Regions from separate parts of the Homo sapiens genome. Here region 2 is linked to region 1. A link is a contact called in ENCODE Hi-C data. All regions are on one chromosome and are shown on one strand. Each heading gives the region's core, a stretch centred on a gene start or an enhancer-like site at or near the end of the contact. The rest is flanking DNA. Distances are from core to core; before and after follow the strand shown.

Region 1 (7,711 bases), core at 3,276-5,775:
CAAAGGGACAAAAGTTCTAGGAAGTTACCAGGAAGGGTTCACTGTGCACCCTTAGTTCTTTCTGGTTCTTGAACCATGTAAACGTATTACCTAGTCAGATTTTAAACATTATGTGAAATAGTGGAGAAGGAAAAAGTTTTCTTTAAAAGGAGAGAATAGTGTTAATTGTATACTTTTTATTATTATTATAATACTTTAAGTTCTAGGGTACATGTGCACAACGTGCAGGTTTGTTACATATGTATACATGTGCCATGTTGGTGTACTGCACCCATCAACTCGTCATTTACATTAGGTATATCTCCCAATGCTATCCCTCCCCCTCCCCTCACCTCATGACAGGCATACTTTTTAAAGAGCAGGATTCATTTGGGTTTCTGGCCTGAAGCCTAGATTGAATTTGTCCATGGAAATCTTGATTGTAGCCTGCAGGAAGATCAGGAAAACTCATTGGAGCAATGTGTTGGTATCAGTGTGTACCTGTCATTCACTCACTCGGCACTCATGTTTTCATATCTATATGTTGGACACTGGACTAGATCCTCAAGCAAAGCATTTATAATACATGTTTAAAATTCTTCAGTTTCAGCCAGGCGCGAGGGCTCACGCCTGTAATCCCAGCTCTTTAGGAGGCCGAGTCGGGCGGATTACCTGAGGTCCAGAGTTCGAGACCAGCCTGGCCAACATGGTGAAACTCCATCTGTACTAAAAGTACAAAAATTAGCCGGGTGTGGTGGCAGGAACCTGTAGTACCAGCTACACAGGAGGCTGAGGCAGGAGAATTGCTTGAATCTGGGAGGTGGAAGTTGCAGTGAGTGAGATCGCACCACTGCGCTACAGCCTGGGGGACAGAGCAAGACCCTGTCTCAAAAAAAAAAAAAAAAAAAATTATTCAGTTTCACCCAAAGGTCGTTGTCAAATAGATACTTAAAGAAATGTGTCATTAAGCCCATTATAATAATTCAAAACCTAGGAATAAAATAGTTACAAAGGCAGAGATTCAGAAAACTCTTCTATTCTCACAAATTATGAGGGTTTGTAAATTTCATAATAGAATCATGCATTGAGTTTATTTTCAAGATTAGAATTATTAATCACATATTCAAATTTAGCAGTTACTACCATATTATCATAGAAAAAACAGCTTATATTTAAAATGGTTAACACAAATTATTTACAATTTACAACAGTTTTCCAACATAAGGATTTGGAGTTTTACTTTGGATTTTTCTTATTTACTTAATTCCAAAATCTATCCCAATGGGATCTCTCTCTCTCTCTCAATCTCTCTCAGATAGTTTTTAAAGTGGGTCTAGAGTGATTTACTCAAAACAGGTTGGATTATAAGCAGCAATCTCATTTGTGGTGAGATTCAGTATATTAAAGATCATCTTTGGCCGGGCGTGGTGGTTCATGCCTGTAATCCCAGCACTTTGGGGGCCGAAGCAGGCAGATCACCTGAGGTCAGGAGTTTGAGACCAGCCTGGCCAACATGGTGAAAGCCCATGTCTACTAAAAATACAAAAAGTAGCTGGACGTGGTGGCACGCTCCTATAGTCCCAGCTACTTGGGAGGCTGAGGCAGGGGAACCACTTGAACCCGGAAGGCGGAGGTTGCAGTGAGCACAGATCGTGCCACTGCTCTTCAGCCTGGGTGACAGAGTAAGTAAGACTCCGTCTCAAAAAAAAAAAAAAAGATCATCTCGGTGTGCATTATTTGTGGGTAGAAAATAATTTTTGTGAAGTCTTTTGCTTGATCATGCTTTACACTGCCAAAGAGCTTTTACTGTGACCCCATACTATAAACTCGGCCCAACATCCAAACTGACATTTGTCTGGGAGAATTGTGTGTTTTACACACATAAAGGAAATGTCACTGGAAAAACTTATAGTATACTGAAAGCTCATTAGCAATTCATAGACATTACATAAAAATGATAAGGGAGATAGTATACATCTGAATATTCACAGGGATTTAAGAAAGCTTTTGATATGTAATCCCAGGGTGTGGATTAACCTCCAAAATTAGCCGATGACTACTCAGCTTGGAATTTCATGTTCTAGAAATAACAAGCTGTGAAGTATATACAGAACAGGCCCCAAATCCTTCTTTTCTTCCCTGACTTAAAGCTAAAGATAGCCAGTCTCAAGTGACTGCAAACCTAAATGCCTCACTGGGTGGAATTCTTTGGAGAATAGAATCAAATACCTTTCTGACTTAATCCTTGACCACCGCTTTAAATGAAGAATTTCTCACATTGGTATCTGGAGCTCCAGAGAAAAGACTACAAGCTCTGCAGTCAAAGTGATGTGTGGTGTGTGTGTATTTTAAACCCATTTCTCTTGCCATGTGGTGATAATAGAAAAGTTGTTAGCTGGGGAAAAGGTATTAGGGTGCTAAATTGAGTAGTAATGGAAAGAAAGGATGGTGAAGCAACTATGGGAGCTGCAAAATAGTTTTTTATTTTATTTTTAAAAATTCATTTTTTACAGTCATGGAGTCTTGCCATGTTACCCAGCTGGTCTCGAACTCCTGGCCTCAAACGATCCTCCTGCTTCAGCCTCCCAAAGTTCTGGGATTACAGGCATGAACTGCCACTGCTGACCTGCAGAATACTTTGTAATGAAAATTTTATAGAGATATGAGCAATACTTTTGATCCGAAGCCGAATTGAGTGTCACTGAGTCATTTGGTCAAACAGCACATGTCACAGCCGTTGGTATCACAGCGCTTTTCTTAGGCAAAGAGGAACCACTGAAAACCCTCCAGCACAAGAAAGAGCAGAGCCAGAGTGAGCTTGAGTCCAGTGTGAAATTACCTAAACCAATTATAGAAGAAGAGCATGCCAATTAACATGTTCTACCCTGTACTTCATCTAAACGGGGAATGCGGGAGATTAGAAGTGGCCAGTGGATTTCTTTTTCCAGGCCATCTCTGATCAGATAGTCCTGTCTGCTCGAGCCATGTTGAGACAGCTGTCTGAAGCTGCTGGCAGGAAATAGCACTGCATCAACTTGCAGGGTCTTCTGTGTTTGGAGAAGGTTATGTTGCTGCACCTGCCACACAGCTGCGATTCTTAAGCCAGTCCCACCCTCTCCATTTCACATCTGAGGGAACTGAGACTGTCAACTTACTTTCTTCGTGTGCATTTATTTAAAATCATCCAACTTTGGGAGGCTGAGGCAGGGGGATCGCTTGAGCCCAGGAATTTGAGACCAACTTGAGCAACATAGTGAGACCTCATCGCTATTTATTTAAAATAAAATCATCCATATCATGACATATATGCTTGTCAGAACTCTGTTCTCTCAGACAAAAAATTATGAAGCTACAATTAATCTATTGCATTACGTGCTAATTCTGTTCAACCAAATTTAACCAATTCTGAGCGCCTGCTGTTTGCCCATGACTCATTCTTCCTCAGGAGTAGGAATAGAAGTAAATGTGGATCAGGCCAGGCACAGTGGCTCATGGCTGTAATCCTAGCATTTTGGGAGGCCGAGGTGGGAGGATTGCTTGAGCCCAGGAGTTTAAGACCAGCATAGGCAACATAGCAAGAGCCTGTCTCTACAAAAAATAGAAAAAATTAGCTGAGTGTGGTGGTGCACACTTGTAGTCCCAGCTACTTGGTAGTCTGAGGTGGGAAGATTGCTCGAGCCTGGGAGGTGGAGGTTGCAGGGAGCTATAATCACACCATTGCACTCCAGCATGGGAGACAGAGCGAGACACTGTCTCAAAAAAAAAAAGTAAATGTGGATCAGACACAATCCCAACCTCAAAGGTTTGGCAACATAATAGAAGAGACACATATCCAACCATAATTTTGATAAATGTTATATTTAGTAACTTGAAGCAAGGAACCCTGATGCAGAGAGGCAGGAACGATTCATACTGTGTCATATTTTAGGGAAGAGTTTATTGAAGAAGTTGCATTTGATCTGAATCTTGAAGGATGAGTTCGGGTTCTGTTATATGGAGGAGAGTGTTTGTTTGTTTTAAGTGTAGAAAATGAATAACGTGCTTTAGGGACGGAGGGGTGTATGTGTATGTGAGAGAGAGAGCTGGGGAAAGGAAGGAGCTGACTGAAGCCAGTATTCTTCCTTCCTCTCCCTTTCCATCATGTTCCCTACTCCCAAACCTCCTTATGATCGTGTCCACAAGTCTGAAGAAATGAAATGCAGACAGAACAATTGGAAAATGGAAGCATCATGTGGGTCAGCAGCCAGGCTGCCGGTTCAAATCCCTCCTCTGCTGTTCCTGGCTGTGTGACTGGGCAAGTTCCTGAAACCCCCATGCCTTGGTTTCTTCATCTGGAAAATGAGGTTAAAAACAGCACTATCTCATACGGTGGTTGTGAGAACTGAACTTACCAATGTATGCATAAAGCGCTTAGAGCATTGCCTGGCTCATAGTCAATTCTCTGTGTCAGCTATGTTAATCAGGGTTATTGACGTCATCTGTGCGTGCGAAGTGGGCTGTCTGAAAGGGAAACAAGTGAAACCCAGTTCCTCTTTTGGGCAGAAAATGGTTTAAGTAGAAAAGCCTGGTCCAGCACCATAGCCACTGGCTACTGAGAACATGAGGAAGTGGTGAAGAATCCAGGCGCCACGTACAGACCCAGAAGACAGGGTCCCAGGGAGAGGCCCGCCTGCGTAGTCCACTCTCCGAGGGCTGTGAGGCTTAACCAGATATGGAACAGTCAGAAAAAGGGAGGCTTTCAGCTCTTACTTGTCAGAAGTTTCCTTTCATGATTTATATTATAAATTCTTCCAAGGCAAGAGCCATGTTTGTTTATGACATTGAATAAAACACTTAAATATAATGATCGTTCAATACAATGATATTGCAGGCCGAGCATAGTGGCTCACACCTGTAATCCCAGCACTTTGGGAGGTCAAGGCAGGTGGATGACCTGAGGTCAGGGGTTCGAGATCAGCCTGACCAACATGGTGAAACCCCATCTGTACTAAAAATACAAAAAACTAGCCAGGCGTAGTGGCCGGTGCCTGTAATCCCAGCTACTGGGGAGGCTGAGGCAGGAGAATCACTTGAACCCGGGAGGTGGAGTTTGCAGTGAGCCAAGATGATGCCATTGCACTCCAGCCTGGGCAACAAGAGTGAAACTCTGTCTCAAATAATAATAATAATAATAATAATAATAATAATAATAATAATGATATTGCTTCTAACAACATGCAAGAATGTTAGCAGGAAGAATGTTTTGCTCTCATCCTACACAGATAGCCAGCAATAAAACCCCCAACAGAAAGCCTTCCTCTCTGTTACATCAATAGTGGTCAACTTTTTAAAAAGCTTATTTATGTATTTATTTGTTTTATTTATTTTTAAAAAGCTTATTTGTTTGTTTGTTTTATTTATTTTAAGACACGGTCTCACTCTGTTGCCCAGGCTGGAGTGCAGTGGTGCGATCATAGCTCACTGCAGCCTCAGCCTCTCAGGCTCAAGCTATTCTCCCACTGCAGCCTCCAAAGTAGTTGGGACTACAGGTTTACACTCAGCTAATTTTTTGTAGTTTTTGTAGATTCAGGGTCTTGCTTATTGCCCAGGCTGGTCACAAACTCCTGGCCTCAAGTGATTCTTCCACTTCAGCCTCCCAAAGTGCTGGGATTACAGGAATTACATGCATAAGCCACCATGCCTGGCCTAAAACCTTTTAAATTATAATATAACATGCACACAAAAAGTGTGCATATTATATACTGCAAATTTTTTTTTTTCGAGATGGAGTCTCACTCCGTCGCCCAGGCTGGAGTGCAGTGGCACAATCTCAGCTCACTGCAACCTCCGCCTCCTGGGTTCAAACAATTCTTGTGCCTGAGCCTCCTGAGTAGCTGGGATTACAGGTGTGTGCTACCATGCCTGGCTAATTTTTAGTATTACTAGTAGAGATGGTATTTCACCACGTTGGCCAGGCTGGTCTCAAACTCCTGACCTCAAGTGATTTGCCCGCCTCGGCTTCCCAAAGACTGCACACTTTTACAAATGAATTGCTTTAGTGAATTTTTGTAGATTGCACACACCCATGTAACTGACACCCAAATCAATAAACATTATTGACACCCAAGAAGCCTCCTTCTTGCGTCCCAACACACTACTGATTTCTAGTAGCATTAATTAGTTTTTTGTTTTTGTATTCTATATAAAAGCAATCATTCTGCTGTGCACTGTTTTGTAACTGGCTTTTTTCGGTAACTATGTTACATGATATTCAGCCATATTGCTGTGAATCGTCAACATTTTTCATGTAAGTTTATAGAGGAGGGGAAAGCACTTCATCAAGAAGTGTGATGTATTGCTGGTGCACTTCACGTAAGCCAATATGATTTACATTTATTTAATCGATGCTGCTGCTACCCTCAGTGCCCTGTTTACAGATGTTCCTGCAAGAACAAGAATTGTGTGTGTGTTTAATCATGAAGTTGTTTACACTTCAACTTACTTCATTTTGTTTCCATTCTGTTATAGGTATAAAAACCAGGTGCCAATAAATGTCCATGCAAACCCTGGAAAGTATATTATTGAGAGTCGATATGGGATGCACACTCTGGAGATTAATGGGTAAGAGAACATTAGTGTCCATGTGTTGCTCACCATTGCTCAGGGAGGCTTCTCACCCCTGCAGTTAACAGCCACTCTCCCCACTTCATCCCAATGCTGTGTGATCACACTGAGGGACATTCGTATACGGTGCTTCTCTGGGTGCACACCTGAAAGTGATATGTATGACTGATCCTTACCATACCCACACTACCTCCCAAAGTGATTTTATATTTGGATTCGGTCAAAGATGATGAGAAAAAAACCAATTTGCATGTTTTTATTTATCTTTTTATATACTTGGGAATTTTTCTTAGATGTAAGTAAGAAAAATATGTTGCATAAAGAGGCATTTATATTCAGTAATCATTTCAGAGTCCCAAATCAATATCATCATCACAGTCTCTTGTTTTTAATAACTAAAGGCCATGGAGATCCGGGTAGGTGGCATTGAATGTGGGCTAAACTTGGAGATAATGTTCTTTCCTTCAGCTTGCCAGGAACCATGGGAAAGTATGCACTCTGTCAATCTGTGTATGTGAAGCAGGCTAGACATTGAGATGTTTGAGCTTAAAGTAAAATCCAAAGCAAAATTTGAAAACGAAACCTACATCAAAATTCCTAAGTTCCCAAATGTTTATTTTGCCTCCCAAGATGATTTTGAAATTCAAACCTAATTAGGTCAATGAAAAGCTAAACAAGTTCCCAGAATTTTCAGTTTAGATAAAACCATGATGTGCCTAAGTGTCAAGGTGAAATTTATACCATTCATTCTCAGGAGACTTATAGCCTTCTCCTCAGATCAGAGGAGTTGGCCAAATGATGCTAGGACCCTGTGCCATTTGCCAGGCACTGACCCTGACCCAAAGTCAGGTCAGTTCTGCCAGTGGGTGGTTCTGCTAAAGCAACAGTGAGCTATGTGGTTACTTTCAAAATTAAGTAGTTATGAGAAGGGCAACTGTGTTTGCCTTGCTGGGGTTCTATTGATGTCTGTAAAATTTCAGCAAGAAAAAAAATTTACACAAATGAAACTAAACCCCGAGAAACAATGAAGAACACGAGAAACTGGTAATGATAAGACATAAAACAACCTGCTTTGAAACCTTAGCCTCTTCATCTCTCCATGAAACCATTCTCTCCCTAATGGTCCATT
Region 2 (7,711 bases), core at 1,368-3,867, 350 kb before region 1:
AAATTTATTGCTCACAGTTCTGGAGGCTGGGAAGTTCAAGATTAAGATACTGGCAGGTTTGGTGTCTGGCAAGGGCTGCTCTCTGTTTCAAAGATGGCGCCTTCTTGCTGCAGCCTCACGATGGAGGCAGCAGACAAGCTTCCTGGGCCTCCTTGATAAGCGTAGTAACCCTATTCATGAGGACTCTGCCCCTGTGACCAACTCACCTCCTATAGGCCCCCTGTCTTACTATTTATACATTGGTAATTAGGTTTCAACATATGAGTTTTAGAGGAGCACAGACATTCAGACCATAGCAAGTAACTAACAGTTCTTGTTGCCAAAAGCTGGAAAGGTGTTCCCGTGACAGATGATGAGCTCTTCTGATCAGGACAAGGATGTGGAAGAGAGAGATGGGCACCTGCCACAGAAGTGATGGAAAGCACTTCCGTGTGGGACAGGTGGCTAGTCCAGATGAACCTTGTGTGTCCTGTCTCATTCTTAAGACACAGTTCCATTCCACAAACACTTGAAGGCTTTCTCTATTTTTTCATACTTTGAGAGACACGAAATAGGAGCTTCAAACTACTGGGATTCCAAAATTCTAGTCAGTGCCGTGGCAAACCCTGCGCCCAGGACAGAGTCACCAATTTCAAATGCGGCCAATCCAGATCAGGGAGAATTGGACCATAAAGCAGTAGCAACCCTCTCCAGGAAGAAGGGAAAATATCAGTGCATGAAAGAATATTCATCTTGCCCTCACAATACCCCTGACGATGGCCTAGAGACTTTGACAGGTGCTGTTTTATTTGCCCTCACAACAGTTCTCTGGCAGTATCTTGTCCAAGGTCACAGAAAACAGAAGTGTCTGATAGAACAGATACACATGAATAACATTTGACAAGATAATGATACTTTGCGTTGCCTGGCACTGTCCTCCTTAAAGCCCGCCATGCAGATCTGTCCCTGACTCCTTGGCAAGCACCACTCTGTTCTGATAACTGGGCCTAGAGTTGCAGAGGGCCTTTGTTTCACCAATTCTCTGACTTAACCTTTTCTTTTTTTGTAAGAGGGGCGGTAAGGAAGAGAGGCCAATCCCACTTGGCAGGCATAGCCAAATTCTAAGCAACCAGCTTTTGTTTGTTTTAATTCTGTGCACACCAGAAAAATAGCTTCGATAAATGGGTCAAGTACAGATACCTCTATCCCTTGGCCAAGCCAAGGGATGTTTCAGACCTGCAGAAGGAGGGCCTCTCTTCAGGGTGCCTGACAAACGTGGTGCCATAACAAAATCCCCCCAGGAGATCTGGTCTTGAAGTCATCATGAAAAGATAAATAGGATAGAGGGAAAAAACGGAAGATTCTAATCACGCAATTTATTTTGTGGGGTACCAGAATTATCCCAATTTTTAAATATTTTAAAATGTTTGGTGAATGTACATAATGCCTCCGAATGGTACACTTCACTGTGGTTAAAATGGCAAATCTTATGTCTATTTTATCACAATTTTAAAATACCCCCACTGGGCGTGGTGGCTCCTGCCTGTAATCCCAGAACTTTGGGAGGCCATGCCATGAGGATCGCTTGAGCCCAGGAGTCCAAGATTGGCCTGGGCAACAGAGACCCTATCTCTACAAAAATATATATTTTTTTAATTAGGCAGGCTTGGTGGCATGCACCTGTGGTCCCAGCTACTCATGAGGCTGAGGTGAGAGCATTGCTTGAGCCCAGGAGGTCGAGGCTACAGTGAGCCGTGATCGTGCCACTGCACTCCAGCCTGGGAGACAGAGGGAGACTCTGTCTCAAACAAACAAAAAACAACAAACACAAAACAAAACAAAAAAAACTAAAAAAACAAAAACTCAGAAATAGGCAGCAGCAGCTAAAGATAAGCAGAACAACCATGTTCATGTTCATATTCATGTAAGAATGTATTTTGTTAATTGACTCCCTGAATTCAAAATACAGTGCATCCATGGCAAAAAAAAAAAAAAAAAAAAAAGTTTGGAAAATAACCTGTTTACTCACTGGAAATTTGAGGTTCAGATATTGCATGTGGGGTAGTTGTAATCATCTTTCTCTATTAGAGAGTTGAAGAAGAAAGAGTCTATCTAATTTTAAATAGTTATTTAGTTATTAATTATTTTGTGATGTCATTATGCTAATTGTGACAGCTGCTTTTGGCCTCACAGGGCTGGAAAACACCTTCCTAGTTCACCTGAAACTGACTAAATGTGGGTAACAAAAGGCAGACCGAAAACAAGCATTTGGAGTAGCCAGGAGCCTCAAGCTATCTTTTGAACAGTGTAACTATACATTCTTTGGGTGCCTGGAGTTACTGTTTTCCCTGATAAATGCAAAGCAGAGCAAAGACTTTAGTTCTTGTTTTAAACCTTCAACCCCAACCGTCGACAGTACCTTTTTTTTTTTGGCTTGATAATAAAATAATGAAACTGCAGTGAGTGAGGTTTCCTCCAAGCCAAGACAGCTGACAGAATGCTTGTTCCCGCAGCACTTGAAGTAAAATGATACGAGCTCTTCTCAGACAATGAAGCCCTTGTGTGAAACAGCTGTCTCAGGGAGATGGCTCAGTGCTATTTGACAGTGGCTTGTATGTTACATAGATACGTCTGGTATTATCTAACCGGGGATGAAACGACCAGATGGAGCTGAATGCCTCCAACTAGGAATGCAGTCTACCACTGTGGGGAAAGAACATAGGCTCAGGTTTCAATGGCCCTAAGATGAAATACCGGTGATTGTACTTCTAAATCTGTCTTTGCCTTCTGAATTGTAGACAACAAATACGTGGAATTTTCAGGCTTTATCTGAAACAAACTGATAAACCTAGAGCATGTGCCGGAGGCAGATTAATTCTTCCACTTTAATTTTGCCTGGTAATAGCATCCAAGCTAGTGAAACTTGGCCTTCAGTCCCCTAGAAGGCTTGGGACCCTTGGCAGCGAATGCGGGGCTGGTAATGACACCTGAAATGGGGTTTGCCTGGTTTCAGGTTTGGTTACGGAAACTGTGCACAGTCATTGTGATGGTCTATCGGTGCCATCACCCAGGGTTTATCCGCCTGGGATTGCCTCTGCTGTGTCTCTGCGGCCTGTGAAACAGTGGGTGGCAGACAAAGCTGTATCTGTGAGTTCTGCAATTCATCTGCCTCCAGCCCGTGTGTGTTTCTAAGTGGGGAGCAATGGCTGCATTCTAGCCTAGCTCCTTTCTGTTTTATTCTCATCTAACTCTTGCAATGAACCCTCAAAAGGTCCCTCCCACTCCACCACACACACAGACACACATACTTGCATGTCTCTTTTTGTAAGCTCCAGACAACCTGAAATTAGTGACCGCAGAGGAAGTGGCAGTAATGAAAAGGAAATCGGCTGTAATGTGCCATATGTTTAACCTTGAGAATGCTCCATTCATGCCGCTTTGCACAGCGCTGGTGCCAGAAGGCCATTAGACACCATCCTTTTGTGGATGTGCTTCTTGAGGGTGGTGTCTCCCAGCTCAGGAGGGCACGAAAGCATGAAGAGGTGAAGTGATGTGGTTAATTGGGGGCAGAACTGGGCCTGGAAACAGATCTGTTCCTAGGCCAGTGGTGTTTCTGTCATTCCAGAGATGGCAAAGAGAGGGACTGGCTCACGGAGCAAGACCTCCTATCATTTTCTCCAATAACTGTTTCTGTGAAATATAAATGCAATGGACTGGTGGGGCGCAGTGGCTCATGCCTATAATCCCAGCACTTTGGGAGGCCGAGGCAGGCAGATCACGAGGTCAGGAGTTGGAGACCAGCCTGGCCAACATGGTTGAAACTCCGTCTCTACTAAAAATACAAAAATTAGCTGGGCTTGGTGGTGCATGCATGTAATCCCAGCTACTCGGGAGGCTGAGGAAGGAGAACTGCTTGAACCCAGGAGGTGGAGGTTGCAGTGAGCCGAGATCACGCCACTGCACTCCAGCCTGGGTGACAGAGCAAAACTCCATGTCGAAAATAAATTAAAAAATAAATGCAATAAATGCAATGGACTTCAAATAAAATATACAGTTTTTTTCATTTAGATTACCTAGGGAAATAGAAACTAATTTCATTTCATCCAACTTTCAAAGGCTCAAAACTGTCTTTATCTATATGATGTATATGATGCTACCATTTCGTGGCTGATATAAGTCAAGATATTGATCCAAAGAATGACCATCTTCTACGAGTAAGGCTCCTGGAGGGGTTGGAACTGGGAAAAAAAAATTAAAATTAGCTGAGTTTTTGAAAAACTTGCTCTTTAAAAACAAAATAATGTTGTTGATTTTTTTTTTTTTCCCCCAGAACACTGTGGAAACTCTGGTGTTAGTCTATGGGAAAACTTCTACTAGAGAATCCATTCTTTATTCATTAGCCACCAAGTTTCAGCTAAAAACAAAACAAAACAAAAAAAGCACTGTTGTGCAATGCAGATCAGCAACTGCCAGTCAGGAATGAAACAGATCCACGTTTTCTATGGAGACGTTTTGTTGATGGCAGCTCCGGATCACAAGTGTGTCTGAGAAGCAGCTGCTGGGCAGTAGGTTGGGGAAATTTTTGCCGCAAGGACACACTCGTAAATGAGAATGTCTCCACATGGATAATCCCAATGCCATGAAATCACACAGACTCAGAATGACAAATCCACATGACTTTCATTTATTTATTTATTGAGACAGGGTCTCACAATGTTACCCAGTCTGGTCTTGAACTCCTAGGTTCAAGCGATCTGCCTGCCTCAGCCACTCAAAGTGCTGGGATTATAGGCAAGAGCCACTGTGCCTACCTGACTCGATATTTTTGAAATAAATTTTGTGTATATTTGAGGTTTATATGCTATTGAATACAGATAGAAAGTAAGTTGGTGACTATTATGAAGCAAATTAACATATCTGTCATCTCACATAGTTACTTTTTTTGTGAAAGAGCAGCTAAAGTCTACTTATTCCACAAGACGCCCTAATACAAGATAATTTTACTTAGCATAAGGTCCTCCAGTCCATCTATGTTGTGGCAAATGGCAGGAGCTCCTTCTTTTTTAGGGCTGAATAATATTCACTATATATATGTGGTATATATATACCACAATTTCTTTCTTTCTTTTTTTTTTAATTGAAACAAGGTCTCACTTTGTCACCAAGGCTGGAGTGCAGTGGTGTGATGATAGCTTACTGCAGACTTAACTGCCCAGGCTCAATCAGTTCTCCCACCTCAGTCTCCTGAGTAGCTGGGACCACAGATGTGTGCCATCAGACCCAACTAATTTTTTAAAAATTCTTATTTGTGGATACAAGATCTCACTATGTTGCCTGGGCTGGTCTTGAACACCTGGGCTCAAACATTCTTCCTGCCTTGGCCTCCAAAAATGCTGGGATTACAGAGAAGAGCAAATGCACCTGGCCTGTTGTTATGTTTCCTTTAGAGAAATGTCTGTTCAGATCTTTTGCCCATTTTTGTTTCTTCTGGTTTTGTTTGTTTGTTTTTGTTTTGTCTTGTTCAAACCCTGTGTCAAGGACCTTTGCCCTCCTTTTTTTTTTTTTTGAGACAGAGTCTTGCTCTGTCGCCCAGGCTGGAGTGCAGTGGCGCTATCTCAGCTCACTGCAAGCTCCGCCTTCTGAGTTCACACCATTCTCCTGCCTCAGCCTCCCAGTGTAGCTGGGACTACGGGCGCACGCCACCACGCCTGGCTAATTTTTTGTATTTTTAGTAGAGACGGGGTTTCACCGTGTTAGCCAGGATGGTCTCGATCTCCTGACCTCGTGATCCGCCCTCCTTGGCCTCCCAAAGTGCTGGGATTACAGGCGTGAGCCACCGCACCTGGTCGGACCTTTGCCCATTTTTAAATTGAGTTTTTTGGGGTTAGTTGCTTTCTTGCTATTGAGTTGTAAGAGTTCTTCATTAATTTTGGATTTATAGTCTGCAAACCTTATTGGTTATGTGGTTTGCAAATATTTTTTCCCGGGTTGTAGGATGCCTTTTTATTTTTATTTTTTTTAATTTTTTTTTTTCTTTGAGATGGAGCCTTGCTCTGTTGCCCAGGCTGGAGTGCGGTAGTGTGATCTTGGCTCACTGCAAACTCTGCCTCCCAGGTTCAAGTGATTCTCCTGCCTCAGCCTCCTGAGTAGCTGGGATTACAGGCATGCACCACCATGCCCGGCTAAATTTTTTTGTATTTTTTAGTAGAGACGGAGTTTCACCATGTTGGCCAGGCTGGTCTTGAACTGCTGACCTCAAGTGATCCACCTACCTCAGCGTCCCAAAGTGCTGGGATTACAGGCGTGAGCCACTGTGCCTGGCCTTTTTATTTTGCTGAGTGTTTCCTTTGATAACAGGAGCTTTTTCATTTTACACAGTCTCATTTATTTATTTTTGCTTTTGTAGCCTGATCTTTTGTTGTGATATCCAAAACATTATTGCCAAGGCTAATGTTGAGGAACCTTTCCCTTCCGTTTTCTTCTGGGAGTTGTGTGGTTTCTGGTCCTACACTTAGGCTATCCTTTTCCCATTGTATCCTCTTGGTGCCCTTGTCAAAAATTAGTTGACTGCAGCTGGGTGCAGTGGTTTACACCTATAATCCCAGCTCTTTGGAAGGCCGAGGTGGGCAGATCATCTGAGGTCATGGGTTTGAGACCAACCTGGCCAACATGGTGAAACCCCGTCTCTACTAAAAATACAAAAAATAGCCAGGAGTGGTGGTGGGCCCCTATAGTCCCAGCTACTTGGGAAGCTGAGGTGGGAGAATTGCCTGAACCCGGAAGGCGGAGGTTGCAGTTAGCCGAGATTGGGCCACTTCACTGCAGCCTGGGCGACAGAATGAGGTCTCCAAAAAAAAAAAAAAAAAAGAGTTGACTGCACGTGTCTTTAAAGTAAGTGGATAGACCCACTTTTAAAATTCCCTTTCTCTTTCTTCACCCCTAAAGTCTACAACATTGGGGGAAAAAGCTAGGTGGGAGGCCGAGTACAGCGGCTCACACCTGTAATCCCAGCACTTTGAGAGGCTGAGGTGGGCAGATCACTTGAGGTCAGGACTTTGAGACCAGCCTGACCAAGATGGTGAAACCCCGTCTCTACTAAAAATACAAAAATTAGCTGGGCGTGGTGGCACGCGCATGTAATCCCAGCTACTCGGGAGGCTGAGGCAGGAGAATCACTTGAATCCGGGAGGCGGAGGTTGCAGTGAGCCGACATGGTACTATTGCACTCCAGCCTGGGCAACAAGCGTGAAACTCTGTCTAAAAAAAAAAAAAAAAAAAGCAAGAAAGAAAAAGGCAAGTGGGTAAAAAAAAAAAGGCAAAACTTGAATATAAGGAAATATAATTCATCATCCACAAACACAACTCAACTTATCCTAGATGGTGTGACTTTTCCAGGCTAGTCACTACAACTATTGCATGACAAACAGCAATGCAAGAGGAATAATACCCCAGCTAAGACTATATCAGCTAATTAGTCAACACTATAATTAAAAAGTGGTGCTAGACATGATAAAACCCTAAAGAATTAGAATGCTCAAGGATCAGAATATCACAGGTAGTTTGTTTTTCTGGTTGATATAGAATCTGTAAATAACTCAGTTAATTTCAAAGCATATTCCTTCAGTGGAGATAATAGGAGTTAGTTACATGGGCACAGTCTAGGCCATCAAAGAGCTCACATTCTGGTCGGAAATCTGACATATTAACAGAACATGTTGAAAAGAATGAGGAA

What was found. A loop is a pair of places that touch in the nucleus more often than their neighbours do. Pooled maps may share reads with other maps.
Region 2: a loop to region 1 is called in a map with no recorded cell type, with 6 times the contacts of the local background. The contact joins two enhancer-like sites. A Hi-C loop is called at or near these places in 4 of 37 single-sample maps with no recorded cell type and 3 of 50 pooled maps.

Annotation. Positions count from the first base shown.
Region 1 is chr18:3,174,910-3,182,620 of GRCh38, reverse strand. MYOM1 (myomesin 1) reads left to right here. Exons shown (of 38, transcript NM_003803.4): 6 at 6,487-6,579. Among named protein-coding and RNA genes, the nearest start is that of MYOM1, 41 kb to the left of the region's middle. RefSeq lists enhancers at 4,292-4,681, 4,702-4,821. Within about 2 kb of position 4,525, at least 14 of the 41 ENCODE cell types and tissues checked have a DNase peak (open chromatin) inside an H3K27ac peak, as active enhancers do.
Region 2 is chr18:3,521,682-3,529,392 of GRCh38, reverse strand. The region is part of intron 10 of DLGAP1 (DLG associated protein 1); the gene reads left to right. Among named protein-coding and RNA genes, the nearest start is that of GAPLINC, 59 kb to the right of the region's middle. RefSeq lists a silencer at 2,428-2,722 and an enhancer at 2,486-3,230. Within about 2 kb of position 2,617, at least 5 of the 41 ENCODE cell types and tissues checked have a DNase peak (open chromatin) inside an H3K27ac peak, as active enhancers do.